Linked DNA regions of Homo sapiens: all the other regions are linked to region 1. A link is a contact called in ENCODE Hi-C or POLR2A ChIA-PET data. All regions are on one chromosome and are shown on one strand. Each heading gives the region's core, a stretch centred on a gene start or an enhancer-like site at or near the end of the contact. The rest is flanking DNA. Distances are from core to core; before and after follow the strand shown. Region 1 holds the start of RPS15A (ribosomal protein S15a). Region 2 overlaps XYLT1 (xylosyltransferase 1). Region 3 holds the start of GPRC5B (G protein-coupled receptor class C group 5 member B).

Region 1 (4,420 bases), core at 1,307-3,806:
TACCATGTAGTGGTCTGTGGCTACAGGAAGCTGGTTCTGTCTGCTTCCACAGTCTGCTTAAAAAACTGTCTGACTTCGTGAATATAGAGACCAAGTTTACCACTTCTGATGAAGAGACCAATTAAGATTCATTCCTCATTCTGTTTCTTTCCAGTGGGAGAAGAGTCCCCATGAAATAAGATGAAACTGATTCCATGCACTAGTACATGTAGGCTTCTCCCTTGTGCAAAGCTTAGCAATTTGTAGGAAACTTTGATCTTTTTGTCCAAGAAAAGGAATGTCTGACAGGCTTAAGCTTTCGTCCCCTTGCACTTAGACTCGAAGTTAGTAAATCCTTAAAGGCTTTTTAATAGCAGACTTCCAAAAGATTGCATTTAGGATTTCTAGCATGCTTTTAATTTCAGATTTTCAGCTGACATTAGCTATAGTATACAGTAGGTTAAGACTCATGTCTATGACTTTCACTCTAAGACTGGCAAAAGGACAGCAGTCTTCTATGTTTAGTCAATATTCATTTCAGTAGAAGATAATCTTATCTAATTTTTGAGACCAGAATAAGCCTTTTAAGGTAAACCTCAAAATTATCATTTTATGGTAATACTGACCATTTTAGTCCCCTAGGTTTGACATGGGAGATAGTGACTACACTGGTGTCTGACTTTTTTCCTAGAGATTTCTCCCTGAAAAATACAAGGGCTGTTGGTGAGAGCAGACTTGAGGTGATGATAGTTGGCCTCTGGTCTACAAAGATTTCATAACTCCTTGGAAAGCTTCTTATAATCATTCTTAACTTCTTGGTAGCTAGAAATTTAGAGTAGTTGAAATCTTTAGGAATGAACTTCTGAGGGCCAAAAAATGTGACTGACGGGAACAATTCTTAAACTGATTAACTAGCTGTAATATAGTTTTGTGAATTTATTGCACTGATGTTGTACCTTGTGGTATATCTGTCCCTATTAAATAAGTGTTGTTTTCTCCTCTTTAATATTGCTGTGAACAGTGGTGCCCATTGTAGCATATGTTTGATTTTTTTTTATTATTTCATAAGAAAACTACGTTAATTTTACCTTACTTTCATTGTAAATAAGCCTGTCTTCCTATCTGGATTTTTTGTGTGCATACATATTCTACTGATTAACTACTTTTGCAGTTTTAATCCTGTATTATTTCTTCTACTTTGTTTTGTGTAAAAGGGGAAAAAATAAAAAAAGCTGGAATCTTCATGTCTCACTTTCTTTATAACTTAGCCAATATAATATTTATGATTGGATTTATGAATCTGATTAATGAAGTACCCTGTGTGGTCCTTAGATGTCTATAAGGTACCCTACCTGTAATCCCACCACTTTGGGAGACCTGGGCAGGAGGTTCACTGGAGTCCATGAGTTTGAGGTTGCATTGAGCTGAGTGTACCCCTGCACTCTAGCCTGGGCAACAGAGCAGGACCCTGTCTAGGAAAAATTTTAAAAAAGAACAAAAATAAAAGGTTTAAGTTTTATTTAGCAAATATCCAGGTACCATGCTAGAGGGAAGAGGAAATGCAACGAATGAGCAGGGGCATTGACGTGTGAGAGAGGACGAAGCTGGAAGAACCGGCAGGGACAGAACTGGCTAAATGGTGCCTGTGTGGGCACCTCGTACCCCAGGGCCTTGCTAGCGTCTGGTACATGGGTGCTCAGTAAACAACTGTTGGGTGACTTTTGTCTGAACTTAACTTTTTAATTAAAAAAAAATTTTTAGCCGGGTGTGGTGGCTCACGCCTGTAATCCCAACACTTTGGGAGGCCGAGGTGGGCAGATCACTTGATGTCAGGGGTTTGAGACGAGCCTGGCCAACATGGTGAAACCCCGTCTCTACTAAAAATACAAAAATTAGCCGGGTGTGATGGCGGGCGCCTGTAATCCCAGGTACTCTGGAGGCTGGGGCAGGAGAACCGCTTGAACCCGGGAGGCGGAGGCTGCAGTGCGCCAAGATCGCGCCACTGGACTCCAGCCTGGGCGACAGAGCGAGACTCCTTATCAAAAGTAAACTAAAATAAAAATTAAGGCCCGCGCGGTGGCTCCCGCCTGTAATCCCAGCACTTTCGGAGGCCGAGGCGGGCGGATCGCAAGGTCAGGAGATCAAGAACATCTTCGCCAACTTGGGGAAACCTCGTCTCTACTAAAAATACAAAAATTAGCCGGGCGTGGTGGCGCATCTCTGTAGTTCCAGCTACTCAGGAGGCTGAGGCAGGAGAATCACTTGAACCCGGGAGGCGCAGGTTGCAGTGAGCCGAGATCACGCCACTGCACTCCAGTCTGGGCTACAAGAGCGAAACTGTCTCAAAAAAAAAAAAAAAATGTAGACGAACCTCCAACGAACGGCTCACCTTGCCTCTCCCAGGCCCCACCGGGGGAGGTCGATTCCATCGACTCTCAACTGCCAACCCCTGAGGAGGCTCCGCCTTTCCCTCACCCTCGTCCTTCTCCTAGGCGGTCCTTGTTTTTGCCGGGCCTTTGAAAGTCTCGCGATAGCTCTCCCGCTTCCCATAACTCCGTGCGCTCTCCCCTCCCGTCCTCTTTCCGCCATCTTTCCGCGCCGGTGAGTAGCACTCTCTGAGAGCTCCAATTTCATCCGTCTGCCATCGGCGCCATCCTGCAATCTAAGGTTCGGTCTCGGTGTCCTGCGAGGAGGCTGGTCCCCACCTTGGCCGAGGATCCTGGCCTTGCCGGTTCCTGGACAGGCATAGAGGAGAGCCATGGCTGGGCGCCCCAGACTGTGCACTCAGGGGATCCCGGTCCGTGGGGTGCAGGCCGCAGCGCGGGCGGGAGCCGGAGCCTTCGACTGCCCAGCTAGGCGGTAGCTCCGGTTCGGGCCGCAGCGTCTGGATCTCCCTTTAGTGCTGAGGCAGCGCCTTGGCCCCGGGCGGCGGGCAACATCGGGGCTGGTGGGCCGTGCAGCTTCTCACTGCTGCGGCCGCGCTGGGAGCTTGGGAGGCTGAGGCCACCCAGCAGGTAAAAGCTGCATCGTGCCGGGGTTGGCAGTTTGCTGGGTGCCAACTTGGATCTTCTGGGCCGCAGAGTTTTTCTTTAGACACTTTTGAACTTAAGGAATTTAAGTTCTACTCTTTACTATTGGCACTTTGGTCTTTCAAAACTTCAGTGTAGTGTGCGGTTCTTGCCCATTAGAAGAGAGTCCAGTCTGACAAGCATGTAAAATGTTTCTGTTTGCCACTGTGGCTCTTGCTGTTGGACGCAATTTTAAATGGCACGAAGATGGATGTTTAATAGTTAGATGTGTTCATTGTAGGTGAGAGTGAACTGATTTAAAGTACAATGTTAATAGTATGGAATCTGCTGATTTTCAGCAATTTGGAAAATGTTGCCGATGATACTCTGCTTCTGTTCTGAATCACTGATCGACTATACCCGATGTTTTCCTTCCGGTAGCTGGCAGTTTCTGCCAGTTCTCACGTTGTCTTGTGTCAAGTGGATTTTGTCCCACATTTTATTATCTCCAGACGTTGGTGTGTGGCACGATTCGAAGAAGAGTGGTTAGTGAATGAATGAGTTTCAAAATGTGCAGGCTGACGTCCCGATAACCTGTTTTCAACAACCGTAGTAAATAGGAATTTTCCTGGGTGGTGGGAAATGGAGAAGCAGCCTGCTTAGACTTGAGAAAACTTCGCCAAGGTGGGGCCAGAAAGGAAAGGATACTTCCGCAGTGTAATGGTTGGTGTCTGTTGATGTTGGCAATGCCAGTAAAACCTCCTGTTTTGTCTTCCTTGAACAGCCACAATGGTGCGCATGAATGTCCTGGCAGATGCTCTCAAGAGTATCAACAATGCCGAAAAGAGAGGCAAACGCCAGGTGCTTATTAGGCCGTGCTCCAAAGTCATCGTCCGGTTTCTCACTGTGATGATGAAGCATGGTAAGTCTGCTGCCGCTGTGTTTTATGTTTTCATGTGAGACTCTCTAAGAAATCAGTCCTGTAGAAATTAATTATGGGGGACCAAAGTATGTCTGTCATACCTGAGAACGAATGCAATTGACCTGTGGGCTGTGGAGGAGGGGATAGTCTGAAACTGCTGAAGAGTCACTTAGAGTAGGACTGCTGGAAAAAGGAGCTCTGCTAGGTGTTTGGGAGCTAAATGAATCTAAGTCATTGAAAGGACTCCTGAGCTCATTTCGAGACCAGCCTGGCCAACATGGCAAAACCCCGTCTCTACTAAAAAAACAAAAAACAAAAACAAAAATCAGCCGGTCGTGGTGGCAGGCGCCTGTAGTCCCAGCTCTTTGGAGGCTGAGGCAGGGAGAATTGTTTGAACCCAGCAGGTGGAGGTTGCAGTGAGCCGAGATCGGCCACTGCACTCCAGCCTGGGCGACAGTGCAAGACTCCATCTCAAAAAAAAAAAAAAGAAAGAAAGGACTCTTGAGATCTT
Region 2 (4,420 bases), core at 544-3,043, 1.5 Mb after region 1:
CTTGTTTTGTAAGGGAGGGTCTGGTTTTCTCTTGGAGACAAAAATTTTGGCAAGTGAGACCTTACAGGATGTGCTCCAGTTTCCTCATCTGTAGAATGGAGCCGTGATAGCTCTTAACACTGGCTCCCTCGGCAGGAATAATTTTTTTTTTTTTTTTGAGACGGAGTCTCGCTCGTCGCCCAGGCTGGAGTGCAGTGGCGCGATCTCGGCTCACTGCAAGCTCCACCTCCCGGGTTCACGCCATTCTCCTGCCTCAGCCTCCCGAGTAGCTGGGACTACAGGCACACACCACCACGCCCGGCTAATGTTTTGTATTTTTAGTAGAGGCGGGGTTTCACCGTGTTAGCCAGGATGGTCTCGATCTCCTGACCTCATGATCTGCCCGCCTCGACCTCCCAAAGTGGTGGGATTACAGGCGTGAGCCACCGCGCCCGGCCTTTTGTTTTGTTTTATAGAGACAAGGTCTCACTCTGTGGCCTAGGTTGGAGCACAGTGGCATGATCATGGCTCACTGCAGCCTCGACCTCCTAGGCTCAAGTGATCCTCCCACCTCAGCCTCCTGAGTAGTGAGGACTATAGGCATGGGCCCCCATACCAAGCTAAGTTTTTTTTTTTTTTTCATTTTCTTTAGAGATGGGGTCCTCACTTGTTCTCCAGGCTGGTCTTGAACCGCTGGCCTCAAGTGATCTTGCCTTGGCTTCCTAGAGTGCTGGGATTACAGGCGTTCTCCATGATACCCAGCTAAGTTTTTTACTTTTCCTAGAGACACCGTCGGTGGGGGCGGGTCTCACTTTGTTGCCCAGGCTGTTCTCGAACTCCTGGCCTCAAGTGATCCTCCTGCCTTGGCTTCCTGGAGTGCTGGGATTATAGGCGTGAGCCACTGCACCCGTGCTGATATATATTATAAGGACCCAGCATGGCAGTACACATGAGAAGTTCAAAGTGCTCTGTGTTGGGTGGTGTTACTAATAAAACATGGATTTGGAGGCAGATGGAAAGGGGATTCATTTCCCTGACTCAAGCAAGTGCTTTATCCTTTGAGACCTCAGCATTTTCATATGAAAATGGAATATCCAATACTGCATTGAGTTGTTAGGAGAATTCGATAAACATAAATCTAAAGCATTGAGCACAATGTCTAGCTCACAAGAGTCACTAAATAGTACTTCTGCTTCCTCCTCTCCATTCATTTCCACTCTTCTACCAAAAGAAACTCGGAAAGTCATTCCTGATTATTTGTATTTGATTCCATTTTACAGATAAGGAAATTGAGACTCAAAGACCTTAGACTGTAACACAGCCAGGAAGTGGAGGAGCGGGGATTTGAACCCCGGTGGTTTGTGTCAGTCTGGAGAACATCCCCTTTGCCCTCGCTAATATCAGAGTTCACCCTGGATTCTTAATGCTTTGATTTGACTGATCCCTGAGCTGATGGAGAAAAGCCAGATTCTTGCAGCCTGTCCTTCTCTGTCTTTGGTGTAAGCCAGAGGTCAGCTGAGCCCTGGAGAAATCGGATTTGTCCCCAGTTGGCCCCGGGCTCTGCGCTCCTGCCCATCAGAGCCCAGACACCCCTGCTGGCATTGATGTCAGATTCACCTCGCAGTTTTATTCTCAGAGCCTCTCTGGTATCTTGCACGTCTAATTTCCTGTCCCCTGGGGCCTTGGCTGATTAGCCTTTGATTATTCACAAACAGAGAGGCAGGAACAGGGAATCGGGTCCTCTGCTTTAATCACCCACACAAAATTTAGGCAAGGCTGTAGGTTTCTGGAAGGAGCAGGGCTAGGATTTGGAGATTAGAGGTGAAAGCACTAAAAAAATCACCCGCGAAGCCCCAGCCCCATCTCTGCAATCTTTACATGGGGATAAACGCGCTGAGCCTGCCTCCTGTGGTACCCCAACACCCCCCAGGCCTTGCTAAACATGGTTTGGTTTAGGTTTGTTTTGTTTTGTTTTGTTTTGTTCCCTTGGACTGCTCCCTAGCCACCTCCATGTTACCGCAGCTTTCCAAGAAGTCACTTTTGTTGTCACTAGGCCAGAAGACAGTTGGCATCCTTTTAGGTCCCACATAAAATAGGACATTTCAAAACCAGGAGTTCCACTGTGTGCTTTTGGCGCAGGGAGAAAAAAAAAAAAAAGGTGTCTTTTCTTTCTTCCTTACTCTATGAATGCGAGAAATGGTTTGGAGGAAGATGAAACACCTCCAGATTTACAGTCTGTGTTATCATCAGTGCAAGCACAGAGGGGGTTCATTCATTCACCAAATAATCCCAGCTCATTCAGAGCAAAAGCCAGAGGCCTTACAGTGGTCTAGATTTGAACTTGTTGACATGTGGGGCCAGATCATTCTTAGTTGTGGAGGGTCGTCCTGTGCATTACAGGATATTAAGCAGCATCTCTGGACTCTACCCACTAGTTGCTGGTAGCATTCCCCTTCCCCAAGTGTGACAACAAAAATGTCTCCAGACATGGCAAGATGTCCCCTGTGGGTCAAGTTGACCCAGTTAAGAACTATAGCTCTTGGGTCGGGTGTGGTGGCTCACGCCTATAATCCCAGGACTTTGGGAGGTCAAAGTGGTCAGATCACCTGAGGTCAGGAGTTCGAGACCAGCCCGGCCAACCTGGTGAAACCCCATCTCTACTAAAAATACAAAAATTGTCTGGGCATGGCAGCACACACCTGTAATCCCGGCTACTCTGGAAGCTGAGGTGGGAGAATTGCTTGAACCTGGGAGATGGAGGTTGCAGTGAGCCGAGATCGTACCACTGCACTCCAGCCTGTGTGACAGGGCAAGAATCTGTCTCCAAAAACAAAACAAAACAAAACAAAACAAAACAAAACAAAAACCTGGCTCTATAATGCTTTATTGATCTATCCCCCATTTCTTCCTGACCTAAGCTTCTGTTTTTCATCTTTTACTTCCTCCACCCTGGCTTCTTTGCTGGTCTCCACCAGCAACGTGAGGCTTGCTGTCACCTCAGGGCCTTTGCACAGCAGTTTCCCTGTCCCCGAAATGCTTTTTCCCAGTTAGCCAAGCAGCATGCTCACTTACCCACTGGGAGTCTTTGCTTATACCTCACCTTTTCAGTCTAAAGCCTGCCTTGACCACCTTATTAAGAAATGCACCCATTGCATCATCCTAACCACTGACTTCTCTCTTCTACCCTATTCTGTGCACTATTTGTTATATCTGTCATCTTTCTGTGTCCCTGTGCTAGAATAAAGTTCTGTGAAGGCAAGGGTTTTGTTGCCATTCTTCGTAGATGCCTCCCAAGCCCTTGGATGTTACTTCTTTTATGGAATTGTCATCTAGTACCTGCTGTATACCTACACCATGCACTGTCTGGACACCAGGAATAAGGGTGCTTGTACCTGCCCCAAACGACCCTAGAACTGTCATTTTCAGATCCTTCTTGCCCAGAGCTGGAGGGTAAGTTTTGTTCCTGATGCTAAGGGAAAGATACCCTTGCAGATTCCTAGGTGGGGGAAAGATAAGGTCCTCACCCAGGGCAGCAGGGTGCAGGGCTGAGTTTGGGGAGGAAGGCAATTTTGTCTCCTAGGTCAGCCTTGAGGGTGGCTGCGATTCTCCTGGGTGCTGTCCCCTAAAAGCCCTTACAACACAGCCTCTCAACTGGCCCCATTGGTATTCAGGCCACCCCATGCTCTGAATAAACATCTCCCTGCCACCCTCCCTTACACAGCAGCTCTTGCTTGTGGCATGAGAGTGGCGGAAAGACGATAAAAATAGTGTTTAGTTATGCGCACTCTGCTTATTTTGTACTTTCGAGCAGTAACATGCCCTCTGACGGTGTTGGGCTGGCCAGCAAAGCCCATCATTTCTCCCTCATGTGGAGCAGCCTAGAAACAGCCTGAGAGATGCCTGGTCCTTGGACAGGTGTTGCCACCTGTCCGCGGTACCCAGAAGTTGGCCACTGGCTTTTCCAGAAACCTCCCTTTCCCTTCCCCACTCTGCTTTGTCAGAAAGCCCTAAGCAGAGACAGGACCAAATTTTGAGGCTCTGCTGAGCAGGGGACCCCTTCAGAGGAACAGTTGCTTAGCCTTGTAACTGCTCCTGCATTCTCAGCACAGTCGCCCAGGGCATTCCTAATGCCTCAGGAACACCTTATTTTACAGGTGAGGACAGTGAGGCCCAGAGTGGTTAAGCAACTTGTTCAAGATTGCACAGCCATGGAGCTGGGATCTGGACCCATTCTTCTCTGACCCCAGAGCCTGTACTCAGAGCATGAACCCCTCCTGTCTTCTGCTCTGCATTGTTTAGATGCATTTCCCCAAGATGCGTCCAGGGTTTCTTGCCTGCAACTGCTGGGCAATGACCTTTCTGAACAGTAAACATTGGGCACTAGTGGTGACTCTTAAGAGAGAGATTCTGGCCGGGCGTGGTGGCTCACGCCTGTAACCCC
Region 3 (4,420 bases), core at 1,130-3,629, 1.1 Mb before region 1:
AAGTGAACTGGGCACTTGAGAGCCTGACATGGCTCCCTGGACCTCCTGGAGCCATTCTCTCCAAGGCTGGAGACCCAGTGAACTCTCCTGGGAGGTGAGGTTCCTCTGTGACAATGTCTGACCTGACAGCAAATGACACCAGTCTAACCATTGGTGGATAATATGGCCTGCAGAGCCAGATGGCCTGGATTGGATTTTGTCTTTGCCAACCGTCTAACCCCGGGGCAGTACTTAACCCCTCTTGGCCTCAGTGTCTCCATCTGTAAAACAGGGAGAATAACAGTCTCTGGCCTAAAGGGTAACTGGGAGGATTAAATGAATTAAAGAATTTAAAACACTTAGAATAGCTCCTGGCACACAGAAAGCACTATGTACTCAGCTATTATTGTTATTATTATCATCCATGGGTGTTTGAACTTTTTGGAGGGAAGGAATGCACCTGCCACTCAATGTCCTCCTTCATTTTCACTCTGTGCTCCCTGTGGTATCATCACCCAAAGTGAAACTGACCATCACAGTCAGGGTCCTCTGTAAAACAAGTGGGAAAGGGAATATAACCGTAACTGCAATGTTAATCAGCTCATATTAAGGATTTTCCACATGCCAGACCCTGCGTGAAGCACTTTATATGTTAGCACGTGTTAGACCTTCACAACAACCCCAATAGGCATGTGCGATGAAAAAGATCTCCATTTTGCAGACGTTGAGGACATGTGGCTCACGAAAGTGAACTTGCCCACGTTGACAAAAGGATCTCGGCGTCAGTTCCAAGAGCTGCCACCAGGTGACAGTGCCCATCCACTTTCCAATTGCGCAGTCTGGCGGGAACACACTTTGGGTCGTCCCGCAAACATTTAATGAGCGCCTACTGTGCCTGGAACTGTTCTGGGCTCTGAGGATCCATGCAAATAAACCAGGAGTGGGGCGAAAAACTGCCATTATGGTTCTTCCTTTCCATTTTCCCTTGAATATAATAAAAGGTATCCCAGAGATGCGTGCCCAAGGGGGATGTGGCCTAACCGGACCGGAACTGGGAGGCTGGCAGGGAGGGATGGGAGTATCTGGAAGGGCCACGGTCCCCAAAGATCAGGGGCTGCCACTATTCCCAGAAGGAGGTGTTCTGCATCTCCCCTTCCTGCAGCCCCCGGGAGAGGGGAGCAGGGGTCCGTCCTATCCCTTTTGGTCTTATGTGGCTGGGATGGTTGCGGCGACGGGGGTAGAGATTGGGGGGCGCACCGCGGAGGGAGAAAGGAAATCTCACCCTGAGAATCTGGAGTGCAGGGAAGGGATGCTGCTCAAAGGTCTGTTTCTGGCTTTGGCGGGGGGCCACCTGAGACTGCCAGGGTTTGATGGTCTGAAGGTCACCCAGGGAACCAGCCCCATATGGGGTGCCGGAGCGCAGCTCCCAGGCCTGGTCGAAGCAATGCGACCTCGGAGAGGCCTGAGGACTAGGACGGGGTGAGGGGGACTCAGAGACGGCTGCCCCGGACCCCTCCTTCAAGCAGGTCCCACGGCCGCCCAGCGGACACGCGTCCGGGCTGTGCCCTGACCGTCTGCGGAGCGCACGGCCAGTGGCCCGGGCCGCTGAGTGTGTGAGCCCTGAAGGGCAGTGGACATGTGCGTACGTGGGTGATGTGTGCGGTAGGGGTGGTGGCGATCCTGCGTAGGGACCCACGTGAGGGGTGCACCGACTGGACGTGTGTGTTTCGAGGGGCCAAGGAAGCGGGTGTTGGTCCCAGTGTGCGTAAACGGACAACGACATCTGGGAGTTGGGCAGTGAGGAGAGAGAAGAGTGTGTCCAGGAGGAACCTGCCTGGAGGAGGCCTAGCGGTGTGTGTGCGCCTAGGTGTATACCGGGGCGTTGGTGACTTCGAGAGGCACCGGGCGGGATCGATCCTCTCTGCGTCCTGGACCTGGTGCTGGTGTGTTTCGGGGAAGTTACTGCTTATGAACCCCCCTTGGAGCGTGGCCTGGGGGCAGGAAGGCTTCCGCGCTGGGACCCCTGGGTCGCGATACCTCCCTCGGTAAGTGTATTGGCTAGGGGAGTGTTCCCGCAAATGGATCTACCCTGGGGAGTTGCCCGGCTCGTCTGGACTGCTTACGGGCGCACTGACGTTGTGGGGGGAATGTCCCCGAATTGGGGGCACGAGGTCGGGGGAATCGTCTCTGAGATCCGGGCTAGAAGCTACGAGCTTGGGCTCCGGGGGTGCATGCAGACGGCGCCTAGCCCCGCGCGGAACCGCCGGCGGGACCGGGGGTGGGGCTCGGAGGCCCGGGGGCGGGGCCGGCCGGGGGCGGGGGCGGGGGCGGGGCCGCGGCCGCTGCAGCAGCGCGGGCCGGGCCAGGGGGCGCCTCGCGCGGCAGCGACTCTGGCAGGCGCTGCAGTGAAGCTGGACCCGCAGGCGGGCGTGCGTGGAGCGGGGGCCGCGGCCGCGCCGCAGAGATGTGACTCGGGCCGAAGGCCAGCTGGAGCGTCGGCGCTGCGGGGCCGCGGGGGTCGGTAAGTGCGAGCTGCGCCGATGCAGTGGAGGACGCTGTGGGGACCCCAGAAACTTTTCCCGCCGTGGATTTGGGAGAATTGGGGGGTCCGCTTCTTGTGTTTTTCTAAGCGCCCCCCCAACCCAAGCCAGGGAGTTTATTGCTGGGGGAGATGTGGAATCTGGGCGAGGGGAACCACGGTGCGACGAGAGCAGAGCCGTAGAGGGGTGGGCGGGGGAGGGGAGGATCTGGGGACCTTTACGGGGGGAGGGAGACTGTGCCCGGACCAGGTAGAGATCCAAGTCTCCCAGGAGGGTGTGGGGGCGACCACAGGTGAAGGGCAGCTGGGAGGGTAAAGGAGCCCAGCCGTGTCCTAGTGACTCGTCATGTGTGAGGAGCTGCGGGCTGGTCCTGGGGCCGCGTTGGGGGCTGACTGTGGACAGGGCAGACGCAGCCGGGGGCACAAGGGCTGGACTTTGGGGGTGAACAGCCGCACCTGTCGCGGGGGCTGGGGGTCAAGCCCGCAGCCGGCTTGAGTGCGCATTACTCAGCAAGGGGAGGGGGGGACACGGCGGTGGGAGATGGCAGAGCTGAGACCTGGGCTGGGGACGAATGACGGGGAGGGGTGGGGAGGAGGGGGCGGCTGCATACAATGGCGGGGGGGGCAGTGGCGTTTCCCTTCCAGACAGGGGGCACTTGGACCTCTGGAAGAGGCGGCTAGGCTGGAGATAAGGACTAGACCTGTTCTCGGTCCCCTCTCCTTGGGGGACACAGGCTTCCAGCCCCACAAGGACCCCACACATCCCGGGGTCCCTAGCGCTTAGGCCGAAAAGGGAGCGCGCGGGAGGAGCCCGCACCCGCCTTGGCCCCGGGCAGCCGGTTGAACAGCCTGGGAAGGGGCCAACGACCTTGCCCCAGAAATCTCCCCCGTGCAGCGGGTTCACTCCTCCGTCCTTGCTCTGTCACACCCAGGCCTAGCCAGTCCTCCCTTTCCGTCCCCCGTTCGCTAAGGGGGCGGCTCCTTGGAGCGCGGACAAAGGCCCCTGGAGTGTGGCGGGCAGCGGCGTCCCCGCCTGGGGCCCCAGCCCACGCGCCACATTGGCCGCCCAACTGCACCAGGCCGGGGGGCACCTGAACAGAGCCCAGAAAGCCCTGGGGGACCCCGCAAAGACAAGAGAAGTGGGGGAGGGATCTGGCACAAAAACCCCGGCACTTCAGCCAAGGAACCTTCTTAATTCAGAAGTTTCTTCGGTGGGGACTCGGGCTTGCGGAGGATCCAGGCTTTGAGTTAAACTGCATGCAAATGACATGTAAATAGAATGCAAATTGGCATCTGTCGTTTGGAAGCCCTCCCGGCCAGTTTGGTATCTAAGACTGTGGAGTGAACAGTTTGCTATCTGCTCCCTGCTCTAAGCCTGGAAAGGGGTCAGCTGAGTTGGGAAGGGAAGGAGATTCCAGGAGGAAGGAGCCGCCATTTGGGGGCACAGGCAGCAAGACAGGCAGTTTTGTTAGAAAGATAAACTCAGAATCTTTACTGGATTAATATGTTATTTCAAGAAACGTGCCAGGGACAGAACTGGGTGCCTTGTATAAAACGGACAAAACCCCTGCTCTCCCGGGGCTGGGGAAGTGAGTGGACAAACATTAAACAAACCCATAGCAAATGGCTATGAAATCCGATTGGGGTGAGGACGGCCAGGAAAATAAGATGGGGTGATGTAAAAGAAGGTGACAGGGGTGTATGTACCTGAGATGACTGTTCCGGGAGTGACATTTGAGTGGAGCCCAGCTAGAAGAGGGGCCCTCCGCTGGGAGGTCTTGGAGGAAGACTGAACCAGGAGGAAGGCACTGTGCCTGCAAAAGCTTGGAGGTGGGAATGAGCTTAGAGGAACTGAACAAAGGCCATTGTGGCTGGAGCTGTAGGCAGATTTGGGGGTGGGGA

The links. A loop is a pair of places that touch in the nucleus more often than their neighbours do. ChIA-PET counts read pairs that join two places held with the same protein, here RNA polymerase II (POLR2A). Pooled maps may share reads with other maps.
Region 2: a map of aorta shows a loop between it and region 1 (6-fold over the local background). The contact joins the enhancer-like site here to the promoter of RPS15A in region 1. A Hi-C loop is called at or near these places in 1 of 168 maps with a recorded cell type or tissue (aorta), 1 of 37 single-sample maps with no recorded cell type and 2 of 50 pooled maps. POLR2A ChIA-PET finds 5 or more read pairs at or near these places in 2 of 52 experiments (RWPE1 and activated T-cell).
Region 3: a map of CD4-positive, alpha-beta T cell shows a loop between it and region 1 (12-fold over the local background). The contact joins the promoter of GPRC5B here to the promoter of RPS15A in region 1. A Hi-C loop is called at or near these places in 1 of 168 maps with a recorded cell type or tissue (CD4-positive, alpha-beta T cell) and 5 of 50 pooled maps.

Annotation. Positions count from the first base shown.
Region 1 is chr16:18,788,470-18,792,889 of GRCh38, reverse strand. RPS15A (ribosomal protein S15a) reads left to right here and starts at 2,556. Exons shown (of 5, transcript NM_001019.5): 1 at 2,556-2,646; 2 at 3,772-3,909. The coding sequence starts at 3,777. ARL6IP1 (ARL6 interacting reticulophagy regulator 1) reads left to right here. Exons shown (of 6, transcript NM_015161.3): 6 at 1-1,221. RefSeq lists enhancers at 2,319-2,948, 2,886-3,603.
Region 2 is chr16:17,293,757-17,298,176 of GRCh38, reverse strand. The region is part of intron 2 of XYLT1 (xylosyltransferase 1); the gene reads left to right. Among named protein-coding and RNA genes, the nearest start is that of XYLT1, 170 kb to the left of the region's middle. RefSeq lists a silencer at 1,284-1,558. Within about 2 kb of position 1,793, at least 6 of the 41 ENCODE cell types and tissues checked have a DNase peak (open chromatin) inside an H3K27ac peak, as active enhancers do.
Region 3 is chr16:19,882,807-19,887,226 of GRCh38, reverse strand. It overlaps GPRC5B (G protein-coupled receptor class C group 5 member B), which reads left to right and starts at 2,379. Exons shown (of 4, transcript NM_016235.3): 1 at 2,379-2,500. RefSeq lists a silencer at 1,826-2,120 and enhancers at 3,636-4,366, 4,367-4,420.